Linked DNA regions of Homo sapiens: region 1 is linked to region 2. A link is a loop called in an ENCODE intact Hi-C map of the cell type or tissue named here. Cell type or tissue: PC-9. All regions are shown on one strand.

Region 1 (8,000 bases), 200 kb before region 2:
GAGAGATGAAGAAGTCAGGGGGAAAAGGACCTCATGAATGAGATTAGGCCCTTATAAAAGAGGCCCCAGAGAGCTGGCTCGCCTCTTCCACCACGGGAGGACACAGCAAGACGGCACCATCTATGAAGCAGAAAGCAGGCCCTCGCCAGCACCGAGTCTACTAGCACCTTTCATCTTGGAGTCCACAGCCTCCAGAACTGTACAAAATACATTTCTGTTGTTTACTTATTTTATTTTATTAATTTATTTTATTTTTTTGAGATGGAGTCTCACTCTGTCGCCCAGGCTGGAGTGCAGTGGCATGATCTCAGCTCACTGCAACCTCCGCCTGCTGGGTTACAAGCGATTCTCCTGCCTCAGCCTCCCGAGTAACTGGGACTACAGGCATGTCTCACCACGCCCAGCTAATTTTTTTATATTTTTAGTACAGACAGGGTTTCACTGTGTTAGCCAGGATGGTCTCAATCTCCTGACCTCATGATCTGCCTGCCTTGGCCTCCCAAAGTGCTGAGATTACAGGTGTGAGCCACCGTGCCGGCCTTATTTTATTTATTTATTTTTTTGAGATAGAGTCTCATTCTGTCACCCAGGCTGGAGTACAGTGGCACAATCTCATCCCACTGCAACCTCCACCTCCCAGGTTCAAGCGATTCTCCTGCCTCAGCCTCTCAAGTAGCTGGGACTACACGCATGTGCCACCATGGCCGGGTAATTTTTGTATTTTTAGTAGAGACAGGGTTTCACCATGTTGGCCAGGCTGGTCTCGAACTCCTGACCTCAAGTTATCCACCCCCCTCGGCCTCCCAAAGTCTTGGGATTACAGGTATGAGCCACCACGCCCAGCCCGAATTTCTGTTGTTTAAAAACCCCAGTTTCTGGTATTTTGTTATAGCAGCCTGAAGGGACTAAAACAGTCACTCAACAAACATCTGGCCAGAGCTTCCTATGAGGAGGATACCAAGTCAGGAGCCACGGGAAGTCACTCATCTGTGGATCCAACAAGCATGTGGAGAACGCCTACTATGTGCCAGGCACTGTTTTAGGTACTGGGGTTGCACTGCTGAACAAAACATCTCTGGGAACTCAACTTCTAACATGGGGTTGGAGGCAGGGCACAGAGACAGTCCCTAAGCAAGGTAAACCATACATCAGGTCAGAGGTACTAAACGCTCTGGTGAAGATACGGCAGAAAATGAACTCCCAGAGCTCAAAGGCCACTTGGTGGTGTGCACAGGCCTCTGCTCCAGCAGGTGGGCTGTATGCTCACCAAGAGCCAGTGGGTTTGTTCCCACGCCGACTTGGCTGATGTGTACTTGTTACTGTAAGTGGGTAAATGAAATAGGAGATAGGCTGAGGATTCAGGAACGTGGAAGAGACTTATCTCTCTGAAAATTAAGTTGTAAGTGGTGAAGATGTGGGCTTCTGCTGTGTGTGAGATGGGAGCCACGGAGGGTTGGAGCACAGGCAGAATGGGATGGACTTCAGTTTCAAGAGACTCCCTGTGTCTGCCGGTGGAGAAGGGACTAGAACCAGAGGGGAGACCACTGCAATCAACAAGATGAGAAAGGATGAGGGTGTGTATGTGTGTGTTTGTGTGTGTATACACACACATATAAACATATACATACATATGTGCATATACATATTTTTGTAAACTTTGTATTAAAGTATAAAATCCACACAGAAAAAAAATGCCCAAAGAAGCATTAATATGGCTCAATTAACTTTTGCAAGTGAACACACCTGTATCAACATGTTTAGCTCCCCACAGGCACCCCCTTATGCCCCTTTCCCATCACTGCCCTCTTCCCCTGACAAGGGTAACCACTGTCCTGAGTCTAACCCCATAGATTTGCTTTGCCTGTTTTTGAACTTTACACAAATGGAATCACAAGTGTGTACTTTTGTGTCCAGCTTCCTTCACCCAACCTCATGGCTGTGAGTTACCCGTGCTGCTGGGTATAGTGACATGGCCAGACATCTGGCTTCCTTCCAGTGTGGTGCTGCTGTGACATTCCTGCACGTGCCTGACAAAGAACATGTGTGTGCATTTCTTTGGGTTAGATACCTGAGGAGCTGAATTACTGAGTGATAAGGAATGTGAATGATTAGCTTTAGGAGATACTGCCAAGCTGTTTTCCAAAATAGTTGTACTGATTTTCCCATGCCCAACAGTGTAGGAACATTCCAGTTGTCCCACATCCTCTATAACTGGTATTTTATGTCTCATTTTGGCCATTATGGTATGTGTACAGTAGGAGCTCATTAATATTTAATTTGTAGTTCCCTGATGAGTAAATAACCTCAACCACTGTATGTTTATTGGCGATCTGGTGCCTTCTTTTGTGAAATGACTGTCCCTTGTCACTTTTTGTTGAACTGTCTGTCTTTTTCTTAATTACTTATAGCAGAGGTTGGCAATTTTTTTTCTGAAAAGGGCCAAATAGTACACATTTTCAGTTTTGTAGGCCATATGGTCTCTGTTACAAACTATTCAACTCTGCCCTTATGGCATCAAAGCAGCTAAGACTGTATACAAACAAATGGGCATAGCAGTGTTCCAATAAAACTTTATTGACAAAAATAGGCACAGGGCCAAGTCTGGCTACAGAAGGGCCTCTTCATATATTCTGGATGTGAATACTCTGGCCATTATACAAACTGTAAAGACCTTTTCACAGTCTGTGGCTTGTCTTTTCACTCTCCTTACAGTATTTTTTAATGAAATTCTTAATTACAGTATAGTCTAATGAATTTAGTTCTCCTTTATAACTATACTCTTTGTCCTGTTTAAGATATTTGCTTACTCCTAAATCATGAAGATATTCTCCCATGCTTTCTTGTAGAAGTGTTATTGTTCTACCGTTTACATTTAAATCTATAATCCAGCTGAAGTTGATTTTTGTGTTTGGTATGAGATAAGGGTCAAGAATCACTTTTTCCCCCACTGGATATCAAACTGACCAAGCACCATTTATTGTACTGCATTGGTGTTTTTGTTGAAATTCAAATGACTGCTTACATGTGGGTCTACTCCTAAACTCACTATTCGATTCCATTACTCTACGTGTCTGTTTTCATACCAATACCACACTGTCTTAATTACTACGACCTTACAGCAGGACTTGGAATCCAGTAATAACGGTCCCCTAGCTTGACCTTCTTCATAATTGTCTTAGCTATTTCTATCTCTGGATTTTCCTGTAAATTTTACAGTCAGCTGATCATTTACACACACACACATACATACATACATACATACATACATACATACACACATACACACGTACACACGTACACAAACCCCCTCCTAGAGTATTTATTGGAATTGCACTGAGGTTCTGGGCAAAGTTTGATGACAGGATGGAAAGGACTTGCTGATGTAGTTGGTATGGGGATAATGATAGCTCAAAATCAAGAAGATTCTGGCTTCGGCTCCTGGGCAAATTTCTTCTCCTGCCTCCAGACTCAAGCAGATATCAGCTCTTCCTGAGCCTGCCAATCCTAGGATCAGAACGACACTATTGGCTTGTCTTCAGCTTGCAGACGACAGATCTTGGGACTTGTCAGCCTCCATAATCACGAGTCAACTGCTTATTATAAATCTCTTTACACACACACACACACACACACACACCCTATTGGGTCTATCTGGAGAATCTTGACTTAATACAAATTTTGGTACCATTTACTGGTAATGAGGAAGATCCAAGGGGCAGAAGTTAAGACAAAAAACAAGAGCCCCTTTAGACACAATTTAAGTGTGGGCTATGTGTGAGACACCCAAATAAAGATATATGTATTTGTATTTCTTCCACTTGACCACGCACCAGGCCTTATTCTAACCACATTACATGTGTACCTTTACATGTTTTACTCTATAAAAACAACCCCATGAAATGAGGACTACTTTTATCCCCATATAACAGGTAGGAAAAGACAGGCGCAAACAGCTGACATAATTTGCTCAAGGTAGCACAGATAGTAAGCAGAGCCTCTGTGTTCTTTTTTTCTTTTCTTTTTTTTTTTTTTGAGACAGAGTCTCGCTCTGTCCCCCAGGCTGGAGTGCAGCGGTGCCACCTCAGCTCACTGCAACCTCCGCCTCCTGGGTTCAAGTGATTCTCCTGCCTCAGCCTCCCGAGTAGCTGGGATTACAAGCGTGTGCCACCACACCTGGCTAATTTTTTTATATTTTTAGTAGAGATGGGGGGGTTTCACTGTGTTAGCCAGGATGGCCTCGATCTTCTGACCTCATGATCCACCCTCCTCGGTCTCCCAAAGTGCTGGGATTACAGGCGTGAGCTACTGCGCCCGGCCCTCTGTGTTCTTAATGGCGACACACTACTGCTGCCTCTAAGATGCTAAGCAGGTAGTTGAGATGCATGAGACTTTGCTCTTCTGGGTCCTGGTTTCCCCTTCTGGAGGATGGGAGGTGGGTTTTTAAAACACTCCCTCCCGTTTTCCACTTCTGACACCCAAGGAGCCTCTGCTTTTGAATTCGCCCAGAAGCACTGTGAGTCAGAGACCTCCCCTGACCCATATCCTGGATGGGTGGTGCCCTGCATGACCCAGGCAAGGACAAACACAGTCAGCAGTCACCAAGTCACTCCAGGCATTGCCTGCACCCACATCAGACTCAGGTGGGGAGATCCACCCACCATTGCCCAATCTCCTGGGCCTCTCAGAGCTCAGCCCTCTGGCTCTCCATCCAGAGGCAGGAATGCTGGCCGCCTGCCAGCTTCTCTCAAGAGACACATGCGCCCTTTCCCTGCAGCCAGCCCAGCTCACTTGTGGAAGTGAGGTGGGGAATGGCCTTGAAAGAGCTCAGGGTGCCCACAAGGAAGGCCCCAGGGAGCCCACTTGGAATCCAGTATCAGAATCAGCTGCTGTCCCTGCACAGGTGAGACGGCCCCAGAGGAGGCAGAGCCTGCACCCGGAAGCCAAAGGTTGAGTAAACTCATCTAAAAGTTGGGAGCAGGTCACAGAGGCCTAAAGGGACGTTCTGTTTTCCAAACCCCAGTGTTCTGGGAAAAGTGCCTGCTCCAGACTGCTTGGGGCAGAGCGGCGGGGCAGGGCTCAGGGTGGACATTGGCAGCAGCCCTGAAACTACCCAAGAAGGACTCTGAGGACAGCCCCAGAGAGACCAGAAAGGAGGCAGGGAAAGAGAAGAAGGGGGCGTTCATGAGGGGACAGCAGGACGTGAGATAGACAGACCTCAAGGAGTGGGCGAGAATGAAGGAGCAAATGAGAAAGAGCCATGCTGAGCCAGCCACTGGGAGATAGCGGAAGCAGGAGGTCCAGGCCCTCACAGGAAGGGTCAAGCCCAGAACAGGGGGGAAAGGGCAATGGGGAAGGGCCTGTGGTTTCAGAGCCTCCTGTGCACCAGGTGCTGTACCTGTGCGACCACACCAGAGCCAAGTTAACAACAATGGTGCTGGCAGCTACTGTGCTGTGCACTCACTATGTCCCAGGCACACTCACATATCTGATCTTCCGTGGTCCTAAGAGGTACATACGATCATTCACTCTGTTTTACGGATGAGGAAACTGAGGCACAGAGAGGCAAAGTCACAGAGCTACAAAAGAGGTTAAACGGGGATCCAATGGCGGGCCTAGCTCTTAACCAAACACTACTACAAGGAGGGGCTGATCGTCTCACTTTACAGAAGAGAAAACAAAGGCTCAGGGAGGCCCTCTAGAGGAGGAGGACAGTGGGAAGCCCACACACGGGCATGGAGCATCCATTACTCATCCAGTGGTAAGGTTTCTCACCACACCTTAGGAGGCCAGCACAGACAGACAAGGAAACTGAGGCTCAGAGACGGTCAGTGGCATGGCCTAGGACACAAAGCAAGTTACAGGAAAATGCTGAAAGTAGGGCCTAAGACCTGGACCTCAGGCCTCAGCTCTAGTCTTTGCTAGACAGAGGAGTTAAGAAGCCTCTGGAACATCACTATTTTGTTCCTAAGACAAAGTAACAGCAAAGAGAATTTGAAAAGTGCTGCAGGGGTCAGCTGAGACCATCCTATACCTGCTGAACATGAAAACTTAAGGTCAGGAATCTCTCTGTGCCAATCCACCCACCCACCCATGCATCCAACCATCAGTTCCCACCAGCTACTACAGTCATCCAACCCCCACATCCATCTCCTAATTTCCCCTCTCTCCAATCATTCACCCATCCATTCACTCAGTAGTCCAACTGTCCCACTTTCCCTCCCAGAGCCCAACCACTTCGGCAACTATCAACCAACCACTTACCCATCCATCAACATGCCAACCAATTGGCCATCCATCTACTAATCTCCAAACCTCCGTCACCAACCCACCTTCCCAATTATATAACCACCCAGCCTTCCATCCATCTATCCATTCACTCAACACACCATACCTGAAGGCCCCAATCTACCATTCATCTAGACACATATCTGCCAGTCTTCATATCCATTTCTCTAACTGCCTGAATATCCACACATGCCCCCAGCTTTCCATCTATTCCTCCATCCAGCCATCTCCTAAACCTCCAAGCATTCAAACACTCATTCACTCACACACACGTCAATTCCAACATCCGTCCACATTCCTTCCTTCCCTCCCTGCCTCCTTCTACCATCCATTCACCTCCCAAACCCCCAGCCATCTGCGCCTCATCCCGTGTGCCCACACAACCCGTCACCACACTTCCCATCACACATGCACCTGCCTCCATCTACCTACTCAGCCAACCATCTACTTACTCCTAGACTCTACAGAGCGCAAGAAGCACCAGTGAAAGACACAAAGAAGGTGAAGAAACTATCCTGACCCTCCAAAAACTGAATAGTGAAAGAGCTTCGCTCCTCTTGAACCCTCAACTTTTAGAGCTTAGAATTACAGGATGTGGGTGTCACAAAGAACCTCTCAGTTTCCACAGTCATCTAGACCTGTGCTATCCAATATGGTAGCCACGAGCCACAGGTAGCTACTGGGCACTCCAAACGTACCCACGACAAATTTAGGTGTTTTGTGAGTATAACATACACACCAGATTTTGAGAACTTAGTGTTAAAAAACAACACAAAATATCTCTTTAATAATTTTTTTAAATAATAATTACATGTATAATTATAATTGAATAAAATATTCTCATATTTGGGGATCTATTAGGTTAACTAAAATATATTATTTAAATTCATTTTACCTGTTTCTTTTTACTTTTTTAAATGTGGCTACTAGAACATTTAACATAACACGTGGCTTGCATTGTATTCCTACTAGACAGCACTGATGTAGAACAAACCCCTCAACTCACAGGAAAGGGAGGCCCAGAGAGGGAAGTGACAAGCCCAAGGCATCACCTGGAGAAGGCAGCAGGCCAGACCCCATCCCAGCCTCCTGGCCACTCACCTGGATTTCCGCTTGCAGTAGACGAGAAGGTTGTCGAAGAGGAAGAAGGCCCTTTCCTGGATGTTGCCCGCAGAGATCTTTAACAAAGTCCCTTGCAGGAGGAGCTGAGTGCAGATGTCTGTGAGGTTGGAACCCTGGAAGCGCAATGAGGACACAGTGAATGAGCCAACCCAGGAACATCCCCTTCCTTTCCCAGAGACAGAACCTACTACCACCTCCTGCCACATGCCAAAAACTCCACCAGCAAGTCTGTCAATGGACAGAAAATCAACACAACGTGATTAGTGGCTTCTATCTGCTGAGCATGCCATGAAAATCCTGGGGAGGGCACACTGATATGACCGCATGTCCCTTTTACAGGAGAGGGACTTGGGGCTCAGGGAGGAGTGACTCACCCAGCTCATACAGGTAATAGTAGGTCCTAGTCAACATCTGGGTATATTTTGGTTCAGTTTTTGGTTTTTGGGTTTATTTTTTTTAAACGGAATTTCACTCGTTGCCCAGGCTGGAGTGCAATGGCGCGATCTCGGCTCCCTGCAACCTCCGCCGCTTGGGTTCAAGGGATTCTTCCTGCCTCAGCCTCCCGAGTAGCTGGGATTACAGGCATGCGCCAC
Region 2 (8,000 bases):
GCTCTTCTTTCCTCTGTGTTGACCTCATGCTTAGGCAAGCTCTTCCACTAAGGTGACAGACAATGGTTTCAGCATCAACAAACCTACACCCTTCAAGTTTACCAACTTCAGTAGAAAGTCCTCTTTCTCAATATTTCCAGCTGAAGTCCCAGGCAGGATTCTCATTGGTCCAGCTTGGAACACATGCCTGTTTCTGAGCCAATTACTGTGACAAGGCAAGATACTGGGTTATACATCGAACCCCTGCAGCTGGACAGTGGGGTCAGCATCCCCCAAACCACAAAGTCCAAGAATGGGAGTGAGGTGGTTCCTGAGAATAGTGAAGGGGTGTTGTTACCAAACATCAATGCATGTGCACTGATAGATACATGTTATTTGGTTTACTCGATGGTGATGCCGAGCTAACCAGCAGATCAGGAGGAGCAGAAGATTAGCAATCAGAAGACCCATGTTTGAGCTCAGGGTCTTCAGGCACCCTTCTCTGAACTGCAATTTTCTCATGCATAAAATTCAACAAAAAACAATAACCGGCCGGGCGCAGTGGCTCACGCCTATAATCCCAGCACTTTGGGAGGCCGAGATGGGCAGATCACGAGGTCAGGAGATCGAGACCATCCTGGCTAACATGGTGAAACCCTGTCTCTACTAAAAATACAAAAAATTAGCCAGGCACGGTGGCGGGCGCCTGTAGTCCCAGCTACTCGGGAGGCTGAGGCCAGAGAATGGCGTGAACCCGGGAGGCGGAGCTTGCAGTGAGCCAAACTCACACCACTGCACTCCAGCCTGGGTGACAGAGCAAGACTCCGTCTCAACAACAACAACAAAAATAATAATAATAATAATAATCACAAACATTAAGTGAATGGCAATTATATACCAGGCACTTATGTAGGCTCCAGAAATACAGACGTGAAGGAAAGAAAAATAGAGTCAATATCCCCTGAAGTGCACATGTAGCTGTAAGAACTACTTGAGATTCTTTGTGCAAAATGCCTCGCTGAGCCCCTATCAGGGCCTCAGAAGGTAGTGGTTGAGTTGAAGTTTGAAGAAAAGAGAGAAAGGCCCTTATAAAGTATAGACTACTATGGCAAAGGCTGAGAGGAGTACACCGTGGCTTTTCTCCGTTTCTACCTTAGTTAGGCTCATGGTTGCCTGGAATTAAGACTACACGTGACTGGCCTGGTGCAGCGACTCACGCCTGTAATCCCAGCACTTTGGGAGGTTGAGGCGGGCGGATCACGAGGTCAGGAGATAGAGGCCATACTGGCTAACAAGGTGAAACCCCGTCTCTACTAAAAATACCAAAAAAATTAGGCGGGTGTGGTGGCAGGCGCCTGTAGTCCCAGATACTCGGGAGGCTGAGGCAGGAGAATGGCGTGGAGCCGGGAGACGGAGCTTGTAGTGAGCCAAGATCACACCATTGCACTCCAGCCCTGGCGACAGAGCTAGACTGTCTCAAAAAAAAAAAAAAAAAAAAAAAAAAAGACTACACATGACTAAGTTGTAGTCAAGGGGATGTGTGTGAAAATGTAGTATGGAGGGGAGCTGGGAGTGGAGGGGGCAGGGAGTGTTCTTTTTCTGTGTGAGACGGAGTCTTGCTCTGTTGCCCAGGCTGGAGTGCGGTGGTGCAATCATAGTTCACTGCAGCCTCCAATTCCTGGACTCAAGTGATTTTCCTGCCTCAGCTTCCTGAGCAGTTGAGACTACAGGCACACACCACCACAACTGGCTAATTTCTTTAATTTTTTTTTTTGTACAGACAGGGTCTCACCATGTTGCCCAGGCTGGTTTCAAGCACTTGGCCTCAAGTAATCCTCCCATTTTGGCCTCCCAAAGCGCTGAGATTAAAGGTGTGAGCCACCACGCCCAGCCAAGGGGGTGTTCTTAAAGGAAGAAACGAGGCACCTAGGTGCTCCTTCGGCTTCCCTGGTACCTGAAATGTGCATAAGATGACAGCTGGCAGAGCAGGCAGCTTGGACCATGAGGGGTTAACTACTGGATCTTGCCCCTCATTTCTCTCATCTTTTTTTTCTTTTTTCTTTTTTGAGACAGAGTCTTGCTCTGTTGCCCAGGCTGGAGTGCAGTGGCACAATCTTGACTCACTGCAACCTCTGATTCCTGGGTTCAAGTGATTCTCCTGCCCCAGCCTCCCCAGTAGCTGGGATTACGTGTATGTACCACCATGCCTGGCTAATTTTTATATTTTTAGTAGAGATGGGGTTTCGCCATGTTGCCCAGGCTGGTCTCGAACTCCTGGCCTCAAGTGATCCACCCATCTTGGTCCCCCAAAGTGCTGGGATTACAGACCTTAGCCACCGCGCCCAGCCTTTCTCTCATCTTTATGTGAAAAAATGTCTCTTGACCTCATCTCCAGCTATAACTCCATCTCTTTCCTTCTCTTTGCAGCAAAACTCAAAGAGTCTATATCTCAAATTTCTCTCTTCTTACTCACCCCCGCCCTGCATGTGGCTCTATCCCAGGGTCACTTCAAAGTCCTCATCCATCCTGGACCCCTCAGCAGCATGTGACACAGTTGCTCTCTCTCTCCTTTTTCAAAAAGTTTGGTAAAATATACATAACATAAAATTGACCATTTTAACCAGTGGTATTAAGGGTACAGTTCCAATGAGAAGAGTTGGACACAGGGCGGGGAACATCACACACCGGGGCCTGTTGTGGGGTGGGGGGATGGGGGAGGGATAGCATTAGGAGAAATACTTAATGTAAATGACGAGTTAATGGGTGCAGCAAACCAACATGGCACATGTATACATATGTAACAAACCTGCATGTTGTGCACATGTACCCTATAACTTAAGGTATATAAAAAATTATCTGATAAATAACTTTAAAAAAGGGTACAGTTCTGAAGCATTAAGTACATTTGCACTGTTTTACAACTGTCACCAACATCCACCTCCAAAACTTTTTTGTCTCCTCAAATTGAAAATTTGCATCCAAGCCAAGCACAGTGGCTCACACCTGTAATCCCAGCTACTCGGGAGGCCAATGCAGGAGGATCACTTGAGTCCAGGAGTTTGAGATTAGCTTGGGCAACATAGCAAGACTCCATTTCTACAAAGAATTGAAAAATTAGCCAGACATTGTAGTGTGCACCCGTAGTCCCAGCTACTCAGGAGGCTAGAGCAGGAGGATGACTTGAGCCCAGGAGTTCGAGGCTGCAGTGAGCTATGCTCATGCCACCACACTCCAGCTTGGGAGACAGAGTGAAGCACTGTCTCCAAAAGAAAAAAAAAAAAAAAGGAGGCCAAGCATGGTGGCTCACACCTGTAATCCCAGCATTTTGGGAGGCCTAGGTGGCAGATCACCTGAGGTCAGGAGTTCAAGACCAGCCTGGCCAACATGGTGAAACCCTGTCTCTACTAAAAAGACAATAATTAGCCAGGTGTGGTGGCGGGCACCTGTAATCCCAGCTACTCAGGAGGCTGAGGCAAGAGAATCGCTTGAATCTGGGAGGTGGAGGTTGCAGTGAGCCAAGATCATGCCACTGCACTCCAGCCTGGTGACAGAGTGAGACTCCGTGAAGAAAGAAAGAAAGAAAGAAAGAAGGAAAGAAAGAAAGAAAGAAAGAAAGAAAGAAAGAAAGAAAGAAAGAAAGAAAGAAAGAAAGAAAGAAAGAAAGGAAAGAAAGAAAGGAAAGAAAGAAAGAAAGAAAGAAAGAAAGAAAGAAAGAAAGAAAGAAAGGAAAGAAAGAAAGAAAGAAAAAAAAAAAAAAGAAAGAAATTCTGCATTCACTCCCAATTCTTTCCACCCCACCCCCTCCAGACCCTGGTAACCTCTAATCTATTTTCTGTCTCAATGAATGTGCAGATTCTAGATATTTCAAAAAGTAGAATCATGTAATATTTGTCCTTTGAGTCTAGCTTCTTTCATGCACCATTATGTTTTTGAGACTCACCCAGGTTGTAGCATGTGTCATACTTCATTCCTTTATGTCTGAATCATATTCCATTGTAGGGATAGACCACATTTGTTTATGCATTTATCCACTGATGGACATGTGAGCTCTCTCCACTTTTTGGTCACTGTGAATAATGCTACTATGAACATTCACAGAGGACCTTTGCACGGACACAGATTTTCTCACCTAGGAGTGAAATTAGTGAATCCCATGGTAAATTTAACTTCTTCCCTCCTGAAACAATTTTCTTTCTTAGCTTCCAGGACACATTTGGCTTCCTCCTGCTGTGTCCGCTACTTCTTAGCTTCCTTTCCTGGCTCTCTCTCTTCCTCTCCACCTGCCAGATGTGACGTGCCCCAGGGGATCCCAGACAGGCCCTGTTCTCTATTCTACCCACACCTACTCCCTAGGGATCCCATTTGGGCTCTGACTTTGAAAATCTCTGTATATGCGGATGACTCCAAATTTGTATCTCTGCCTCTTCACTGAACTTCAGGCTCCCCTTGTACATCCAACTGCCACCTGACATCCCCACCGGTCCAGAGTGGAGACTGGGATCATGCCCACAAATCTGTTCCTCCCACAGGCTCCCCATCTCAGTAAACGGCACCTTCATTTTTCCCATTGTGCTGGCCAAAACCTTGGAATCATCCTGGATTCCTCTTTTTTTCCCACACTCTACCTCCAATCCATCAGCAAATCCTGCTGGCTCTGCCTTCAAAATGTACCCAGGATCCGAGGATCGCTTGAGCCCAGGAGTTCGAGGCTGCAGTGAACCATGACTGTGCCACTACACTCCAGCCTGAGCAACAGAGTGAGACTCTGGCTCTTAACAACAACAAACACACACACGTGTACACACACACACACACACACACAAAACAGCCAGGCATGGCGACTCATGCCTATAATCTCAGCACTTTGGAAGGCCGAGGCCGGAGAATCCCCCGAGGCCAGGAGCTGGAAACCAGCCTGGGCAACATAGTAGACCTCATCACTACAAAAAAATTTTTTTAATTAGCCAGGCTGGGCAGGGTGGCTCACACCTGTAATCCTAGCATTTTGGGAGGCCAAGGCGGGCGGATCACTTGAAGTTGGGAGTTCAAGACAAGCCTGGCCAACATGGTGAAACCCCATCTCTACTAAAAATACAAAAATTAGCCAGGCGTGGTGGCGGGAACCTGTAATCCCAGCTACTTGGGAGGCTGAGGCAGGAGAATCACTTGAACTGGGGAGGCAGAGGTTGCAGCGAGCCAAGATTGTGCCATTGCACTCCAGCCTGGATGACAAGGGTGAGACTCTGTCTCAAAAAAAAAAAAAAATTAGGCATGGTAGTGCATGCCTGTAGTCCCAGCTACTTGGGAAGCTGAGATGGGAGGATCACTTGAACCCAGGAGTTCGAGGTTGCAGTGAACTATGATCACACTATAGTACACCAGCCTGGGCAACAGAGATCCTGTAGCTTAAAAACAAAAATGTACCCAAGAGCCAATCACCCTTCACCTCATCCACCTCTGCCCTACCGCAGGGCCAGGTCATCACATGTCTCACCTGGACTCTAGCAATCACCTTCTCCCTGGTGTCTGTGTCCCATCCCTGCCCCGACAGTCTATTCTCCCACATTGCCTGAAGGATCCTGTTAGCACCCAACGTCAGGTCAGGGCTTTCTTTACTCAGAGCCTTCCACGGCTCCCAGCTCACCCAGAGAGCAGCCATAGTCCCCACAATGGCCCACGGGGTCCTATAGGACATGTCTCCTCCCCATTGCCTCTCTGCCTTCACCTCCTCCCACTCTCACCCTGGTTCCCTCTATTCCAGCCATACCAGCCTCATGGCTATTTCTTCAAAACTCCAGTCACACTCTCACTGCATGGCTCTTAGACTTTCTGTTCCTTCTGCTGAAATGCTCTTCCCACACCAACTTCCTTTACCTCCTTCCATTTTTTTCTCAGTGAGACTTTCCTTGCAAACCTACTTAACATTATCCCCCCAACACTTCCTACCTCTTTCTTTTTCTTTCTTTTTTTTTGGAAACAAAGTCTTGCTCTGTTTCCCAGGTTGGAGTGCAGTGGAGCAATCTGGGCTCCCTGCAACCTCTACCTCCCGAGTTCAGGCAATTTTCGTGCCTCACCCGCCTGAGTAACTGGGACTACAGGCACACACCACCATGCTTAGCTAATTTTTGTATTTTTAGTAGAGAGACTGGGTTTTGCCATGTTGGCCAGGCTGGTCTCAAACTACTGGCCTCATGTGATCTGCCTGCCTCAACCTCCCAAAGTGCTGGGATTACAGGTGTGAGCCACCGTGCCCTGCCCTTACCCCATTCTCTGCTTTATTTTTCTCTAGAGCACTCATCTCCATCTACCATGCTGTACATGTTACATATTGTCCTGTTCACTGTCTGTCTGCCTGCACTGGAATGCAAGGAAGAGATGAGGACTTGCTCCCTGGAGTAGCCCCAGCACCTAAAACAGTAACTGACACATATCTGTTAACTGAATTAACACAAACTAAGCCAAAAAAAAAAGGACTTGTTGGCTAATAGACCTGAAAAAATCTGGGACTGGGATAGCTTCAGGCATGGCTAAATCCAGGAGCTCAATACCATCAGAACTCATTCTTTCCATGCCTTGGCTGTGTTTTCCTCTGGGTTAACCTCACTCACAGGCTAACTCCCCAAGCATGGCAATTGCAGCTCTTTCCCCTTTTCCCATTATTCCTGCAGGATTTCAAGTCTCAAGGGAACAATTTGGGTCATGTGTCTATTCCCAATCACTGTGGCCAGAGGATGGACAGCTCTAAAGGGCTGAAAGCCCAGGAGGCAGCCAGGGGAGTGTGAACCTTCCAGAAGCTTTTCTGATGGCCCCACTCAGCAACTCTGCCTCCAGCTCATTAGCCCAAACTCGCTGGTCATTCCCAGCTTCAAGCACCTTTGGGAAAGTGGAGGCTTTATCTTGCCAGCCTCCAAAAAGAGCAAAAGGCAAGGGGAAAGGGGTTGTGAAGAGCTTTTGGGTGAAGAGTACAGTACTTTCACAGGCTCCTCCAACCTCGAAGAACAGGGAGAAAGGAATTGAGGACAAAAGTCAACACGCCTCAGGCAAACCATCTTATGCAATTTTGCCCAAGGCTGCAGTTTCAGTTCAATGAAATCCTACAACCACTCACTGGGCAATAATGCCATGCAAGGTTTTTCTATCTTGGCACTACTGACATTTTGGACAGAATGTAATGATTCTGGGCCGGGTGCGGTGGATCACGCCTGTAATCCCAGCACTTTGGGAGGCCGAGGCGGGCGGATCACGAGGTCAGGAGTTCGAGACCAGCCTGACCAACATGGTGAATCCCCCGTCTCTACTAAAAATACAAAAATTAGCCGGGCGTGGTGGTGTCCGCCTGTAATCCCAGCTACTCAGGAGGCTGAGGCAGGAGAATCGTGTGAACCTGGGAAGCAGAGGTTGCAGTGAGCTGAGATTGCACCACTGCACTCCACTCCAGCCTGGGCGTCAGAGCTAGACTCCATCTCAAAAAAAAAAAAAAAAAAAGAATGTAATGCTTCTCTGTTGTGGGGGCTAGCTATCCTGTTGATTGTAGGATATTTCACAGCATCCCTGACCTCTAACCCTAGACCCCATCCCCAGTCATGACAACCAAAATCATCTCCTAGACATTGTCCAATGTCCTCTGCTGGGCAAAATAGCCCCCAGTTGAGATGCACTGCATTTCTACAGTCTAAGTTCCATAAGAGCAGGTTGCCTGTTTGCTTTACAGCTGTGTCTTCCGCACGTAGCACAATTTCTTGGCACATAGTAGGTGTTCAATTAATAGTTCTTGAGTTGCATGAATGAACAAATGAATGAATGCCTGATGCAGTGCAGTACTGGGGTCCACACAGTGAAGAACACACAGACCTTACCCCCAAGAAGATCAAGATCTAGTAGAAGCCCCAAAGTGTTTCCAAAATGGGGAACCTTCTGTCCCTCTCAGTGACATGTCACAGGAACTCACAAGCTAGCAGGTCAGAGGCTATGCCACCAAACCACAGTGGGCTTCATGCGCTCTGCAGACATAACAGCCACGG

The links. Peaks named below come from ENCODE experiments on the same cell type or tissue, not always from the same donor. Only the 100,000 strongest peaks of a DNase experiment are listed, where the experiment ranks them.
Region 1: a loop joins it to region 2, with 14 times the contacts of the local background. A loop is called at or near these places in 2 of 110 quality-filtered maps.

The regions. Positions count from the first base shown.
Region 1 is chr20:48,693,367-48,701,366 of GRCh38, forward strand. PREX1 (phosphatidylinositol-3,4,5-trisphosphate dependent Rac exchange factor 1) reads right to left here. Exons shown (of 40, transcript NM_020820.4): 7 at 7,387-7,520. Among named protein-coding and RNA genes, the nearest start is that of PREX1, 130 kb to the right of the region's middle. RefSeq lists enhancers at 715-1,215, 1,374-1,543, 4,528-4,697. In PC-9, no CTCF peak of the experiment used is centred here; a DNase peak (open chromatin) is centred at 4,675; H3K27ac peaks cover 820 bases.
Region 2 is chr20:48,893,569-48,901,568 of GRCh38, forward strand. No RefSeq gene overlaps it. Among named protein-coding and RNA genes, the nearest start is that of ARFGEF2, 24 kb to the right of the region's middle. In PC-9, no CTCF peak of the experiment used is centred here; DNase peaks (open chromatin) are centred at 3,943, 4,823 and 7,023; H3K27ac peaks cover 2,303 bases.